Regions from separate parts of the Homo sapiens genome. Here region 2 is linked to region 1. A link is an interaction called in ENCODE POLR2A ChIA-PET data of the cell type or tissue named here. Cell type or tissue: MCF 10A. All regions are shown on one strand. Each heading gives the region's core, and the rest is flanking DNA. Links, peaks and the distances in the headings are about the cores only. Region 1 has its middle 81 kb from the start of MIR4290. Region 2 overlaps MIR4290HG (MIR4290 host gene).

Region 1 (2,915 bases), core at 162-2,661:
TGCAAGGTGACCTTGACATTCCTCATCAAGAGGTGAAGCCTCGTTCTCATCCCCTTGAATCTGGACTCGCCTCGTGACTCACTCGTGACTAACAGAATGCAGTGGAATTGGTGCTGAATGACTTTCATGGCTCAGTCAGGAAAGCCATGCTTCTGCCTGGTTCTCTGAAGACCAGGACAAGCCACAATCCATGTAGGAAGTATGATTACTTTAAGATCACCATGCCATGGGTACACACTGTAGTTGACAGCCCCAGTCCAGCTGCACCCAGCAGCCTGTGCACCTGCCAGCCATGTGAGCAAGACATCGTGCAAGGACAGCCCACCAAGCCTTTGGATGACATCTGATGGTCACCCATGAGAGGCTCTAAGCTAAAGCTTCCCAGCCAGCTCTTTTCAAATTCCTGACTCACAAATGAGCAAAATAGGCTGGGCAGGGTGGCTCACACCTGTAATCCCAGCACTTTGGGAGGCCAAGGTGGGTGGATCATTTGAGATCAGGAGTTCAAGATGAGTCTGACCAAAATGGTGAAACCCCATCTCTACTAAAAACACAAAAACTTAGCCGGACTGTAGTGGTGCGCACCTGTAATCCCAGCTACTCAGGAGGCTGAGGCAGGAGAATCGCTTGAGGCTGGGAGGCAGAGGTTGCAGTGAGCTGAGATCATGCCACTGCGCTCCTGTCTGGGTGACAGAGTGAGACCCTGTCTCAAAAAACAAACAAACAGACAAAAAACAAACAACAACAACAACAAACAGCAACAACAACAAATTAGCAAAATAAAGCTAATAAGCAGAACACTGCTTAAGCTGAAATTGCAGATTAAAAGGCACATGCTTTGCTCTCAGTTTCATGACTAAAATCATGGACAGAAATCATTACAACTGGTCCTGGAAGAGAAAGGGCTTAGCATCTGAGCTGAGGGTTGGAGGAAGAGTGCAGTTTGCCATGATCCTGGGTCTTGGGAGGCAGTCCAGGTGCAGCAACCATCCCTAAGAGCTACAGCAATTCAGCTGTAGTATAGGGTTCAAATAGTGGGTAAGGGGCTGATAAAAGTGGGGAGGCCTGTCATGGACGAAGAGCTATTATTGCATGGGGAACCTACTGTGCCAGGCTAAAAAATGGTGATTTTGTCTTGGCCCCAGTCGGTGAGTGCTGGAGATTTTGGAACATGCTTATCTGGGTGGTGTAAACACCCATTTCTTGGTGGAAGAAAAGCAATAACTCTTTGCCAATCAACTGAGTGGAAAAAGGACCACATTGCAAGCCAAGCAGTTTCTATTTAAGTCCTTGTGCTCCCTGTGACTCACCCTATAATTTTGAAGAGATTACTTAAGGCCCATGCCCTCCTTGTAAACACCTGTCACTCTTCTGGTTTGCAGAGATGCTAGGAGGCTAATGAGATCACACATATGGAATGTATGGGAGCTTCTAAAAGAAATAAACCAGATACATTCACCGTCGTATTATCATCACCCCAGCCATGTGGAAGTGTGGAAGGCAGCTTTCTAGCAGACCTAGGGGTTCTGGGCAGGGCAGAAGCCAGAAACTCAGAAATAAAGGAAAAATAAAGAAAGGTATTTGGCCCCAGAGAAAGCAGGGAGATCCAGAAAGGACTGGAGAGTGAAAGATAGCATGACACAGGATGCGCTTGGCTGTGAAGGAGACCCCTACACCTTGCTTGGAGTGAATGACGGGGAAAGCTACGCTGATGCTCACAGTCCTGGGGTTCCCTCCCCATGGGGGTGGGCAGGACTTATGGCTTAACTCTAACATAGAATACGGAAAAGGGGAAGAGAGGTCACATCTGAGAGTAGGTGATTGAAAGACTGTGACTTCCCTCTGTCTGTCCCTCTTTGCACCCACCTCTCCCATCAAGTCTTCACAGCTCACCTGCTCTACTGAATCACACTGCCATGTTGTGAGTTGCCCATGTGGAAAGGGGCTGATGTCTTTTGCTAACAGCCATAAGAACCTGAGCACCTGCCAGCAGCCACATGCGTGAACCTCAGGAGTGGATCTTCCCCAAGGCAAGTCTCAAGATGACTGCAGCCCGGGCCGACACAGAAATTCAGAAATCCAGAAAAGTGAGAGATGCTGTGAGAGAAAGATGAGGGAGGAAAGAAGGAATGGGCCAGACTCTGAGGCACAAGGCTGGAGTGTGGGAGCTGAGGAAGCGCAGCGGGGCTGGCTGTGGATAGATGGAAGTTGAAGAGGAGGGTCTTGAATGACGGGGTGCGAACCAGCCTCCCCCAAGCTCAGCAACTGGACTTTTTTGTGCAGTGTCCTACAGATTAGGAGGAGGGTTATGTCTCTTTAACAATGTGTGTGCTGCAGCAGCTTTAGAGCAATAGAGCGAAAAAAGCCCAGATGTTCTAGGAGGAGCCCGTGGTGATGATAGATTTCAGTGGGCATGTGTGAGAAGGGATCCAGGGGTATGACAGGAGCAGTTAGAACAGGCCAGGTGAGAATAATGGGCCACTGAGTAAGACAGTGGCTGTCTGGAGAGCCCTGAAGTTGTTCCTACTATACGTGGTTTCCACCACCTGCTAGACTTAAAATAGCATTTCCATGTGTCTGCACCCTGAAGACCTCCTGAGTCAGGTTACCTACCCTCCTTTGCAAAGCAAACACCCCCTAAGGAATCCCAGCATTGTCTTGTGTACCCCTGCACCAACTCTAATGCACTGGACGTGGATTGAGAAAAAGAAAAGGAACACAGACTCCTTGGGTGGGACCTGCCTTTGGGGCTGTGCCTCTGAGCATTCATCCTAGCTGGAAATCCTTTGCGCCTGTGGTGGTTGTGAGAGCACAACTCACAGGGGCTCCTGCTGTATCCTCCCACCTGCAGTCAGGGCTCCAGAGGATGCCTTTGATCTTGGGGACATGATTCTTTGATCATGTCCCCCTCCCTG
Region 2 (2,915 bases), core at 318-2,817, 79 kb after region 1:
GTGACCAGCACATTGACCTCTCCAGCGACGCCCCCAGAGCTGCAGCATCACAGGAGTGGGATGGACCGTGTCGGCTCCTCTGGATCTTTTGTGGCACTGAGCAGGGGAATGCATTGCATGCCATCCTGGGCACCCGCTTCCCAGAGGAACAGAGCAGCTGCTGCTGGTCAATGTCTACCATGAGGCTTGCATCTGCCAGGCCCCTGTGCATGCGAACCAAAGCATGTACGAGTGTGCATATTTAAACTTCTCAAGGTTAGAGTCACTCTGTGTAAGAATAAACCTCAAATATTTAATGCTTGTCTTTAAAAAATTAAAAAGAAAAAAAGAATTCAGGACTTGGGGCTTCTTAAAGAACTTTAACAAGATAAAGTTCTCAATGAAAACTTTAGTGTCATGACAGAATTTTAAAAGCACAAAGCTGGAGGAGTTGCTGTTGCTTATGGTGCAGCAAAAGCCCCACTCTGTGTACTCTGAAACTTTAGTTCAGAGGATGTAGCAGGAGTTTTAGAAAAGTAAAAGGTGAGTATGTGTGGTCAAATACGTTAGATCATGCAGAATAACAAGGATAAATAGGCTTCTTTGCTTGGGTCCTCCGAGAGCATCTTCCCCCCATATTTCACAAACAGCCTGGGAGAAGCTGCCCGCATGACCTCGGAGAACCTCTTAGAATGAAGGTTGTATTTCCTTCTTATTTGCACGTGGACTGGTGCAGGCTGTTCCTGTGGTACTCACTGCAGTGCCCAGCATGCCAGCTGTCATGTCATGTCATGTCCTCATGCGATTAGAAGAATTCCAGTGTTACACAAACATGTATGGAATATTTCCTGTCACTGAACAAGTTTTCTGCTCTAGGGGTTTGTTTCTCTTTCTGAGTCAGGAATCAGAATTCAAAGATGGTTCATTGAATTGTCTGCCCACTGGTATCTGCTACGAAGGAAAGGAGAAATGGGTCTGAGTCATGTGAGGCATCACGACTTCTGTCAACTTTATTTTATTAACCTTGAAAACCGAGCTCTCACATGTCAGTAATAAACTTTTCCCTGAATGTTTACCAGAACCTCTATTTTAGGCTTGTCCTGTTTGTTTCTTGTCAGCATATTCTATCAGGAATATTCATAGTAATCTGGTCAGTACCTAAGAAAATCAACAGCAGATTATTTAGAAAACCCTCAAAGGTCTAGGGATGTTGTGTTTATTCAACATGTAGATCCAAATGATAAGGAATGCCTGATTAACTGTGGACATTATCATTAAATGAAATGAAAACTGAATTATGCACAGTTTTCTGGAGGTCTTGATTCATTTGATTATCTTCTGATATTTTCTGTTGCTTTTTGTGGTTTTGTGAGTTGTTGCAGGTTTTGATGGCTTAGGTAAGCAAGGGAATGGAGGTGCTACCCAGCAGTGAGATTGTATGGAGATCATTGGGAGGACAGGAAAACAGCCTGCCATGGTAGGTGTGCACGATTAAAATTAGGTCCAGAGTAATCTGGAAATAAGACAGCCTTGGAGGAAAAGGAAATCCAGTTTTCTGTTGAAGCTGCTCATTGAACCCCCGACGAGGTCACGGAAATAGCCCCTAAGAACACACGAGGCTCCATAATCGGTGCTAACATCTTATGACTTGCAAATGCACTGTGTTCTAGGATGCATAACAGGTTCTTCTCAGATCTCAACTCAGGACACTATTTCAAGAAAAGTCTCGTTACTCTTCTGTCAAGGACCCGCGGCGAGACTCCCGTGTGCCGCATGCTGCTGGGTCTCCATCCTGCTGGCAGCTAGTGTTGACCTAAACCTGCATGCAGGGGTTCTGCTGGGGTGAAAATGGAATAAGCTGCTTCCTTCCTCATGGGCAGGGAATGCACAGTGCCTGGTAAGCAGAGAGAGTTACTTGTTTAAAATTTCACTGTGCTGAAAGAGCTAGTACCAACACAAAAATCACAAAACACAAACCGGTTAAGTACAGAATGTCTCTCTCTGGGCATTCACTCTCAGAACAAAACAACATTGATGGAAATAGCCAAGAAGGAAGGGTGAAATATTTGCAAGCAGACAGGCATGAGGGCTTGAAGATATATTTAGGCTTCAGCTCCACCTTGCCTGGAAAATTTCTCAGTTACAGTAAACGAGTAGGGGACACAGCACCTGGATGACCAGGTTCTGAGAGTCAGCAACGGCTCAGTGCTGGGACATGTGGGCAGACCCACTGCCCCTGTAAACTCCTGTCTTCACCATGAGCATCTGCAATCCAGCAAGACCTGGTGACCCTCATGCCTGCACACCATGTTCTGTAACCTGGATTTCCAAAGGAGACCATGATTTCATTTAAATGTTTTTCCCCCACATATTTTTCCCTACAACCTTTTACAAATTTTCCCTACAACCTTTTACAAAGATGGTTCTGGAATCAAAAGCCAATTGATAGGCTTAGTAGAATTCTATCCTAAGATTTTACTGAACCAGACAGACTTTTCTTTAATAATGCCTGCCTAGCTGGCCTGAGTCCTGGGGATAAATTGTGAATTAAGTGTCACCATGTAGATAAAGATGCACAGCATCAGATAACTTCAGAGTAGTGCTACCGGACTGTGCCTTCATCTCATAGACTGAATGTTGTATCCTCCCAAAATTCATATGTGGAAGCTTGAACACCCAGTGTGGCTGTATTTGGATGCAGGGCCTTTACAGAAGTAAATAAGGTTAAATGAGGTTATAAGGGTGAGGCCCTGATCCAATAGGATTAGTGTCCTTGTAAGAGACACCAGAAGGCTTCCCCCACCTCTTCCTCCATACACAAAGAAGAGATCACATGAGCATGCAGGGAGGCTGTGGCCACCTACAAGCCAAGGGCAGAAACCTCAGAATGAGATCTACCTTGCTGGCACCTTGATCTTGGATGTCCAGCCTCTAGA

What was found. ChIA-PET counts read pairs that join two places held together with the same protein. Peaks named below come from ENCODE experiments on the same cell type or tissue, not always from the same donor. Only the 100,000 strongest peaks of a DNase experiment are listed, where the experiment ranks them.
Region 2: POLR2A ChIA-PET joins it to region 1 with 12 read pairs; 2 of 35 experiments call an interaction of 5 or more read pairs at or near these places.

The regions. Positions count from the first base shown.
Region 1 is chr9:89,940,714-89,943,628 of GRCh38, forward strand. No RefSeq gene overlaps it. Among named protein-coding and RNA genes, the nearest start is that of MIR4290, 81 kb to the right of the region's middle. In MCF 10A, for the core only: no CTCF peak of the experiment used is centred there; a DNase peak (open chromatin) is centred at 1,338.
Region 2 is chr9:90,019,673-90,022,587 of GRCh38, forward strand. It overlaps MIR4290HG (MIR4290 host gene), which reads right to left. Exons shown (of 4, transcript NR_038882.1): 4 at 982-1,873. Among named protein-coding and RNA genes, the nearest start is that of MIR4290, 2.4 kb to the right of the region's middle. RefSeq lists an enhancer at 472-641. In MCF 10A, for the core only: no CTCF peak of the experiment used is centred there; no DNase peak of the experiment used is centred there.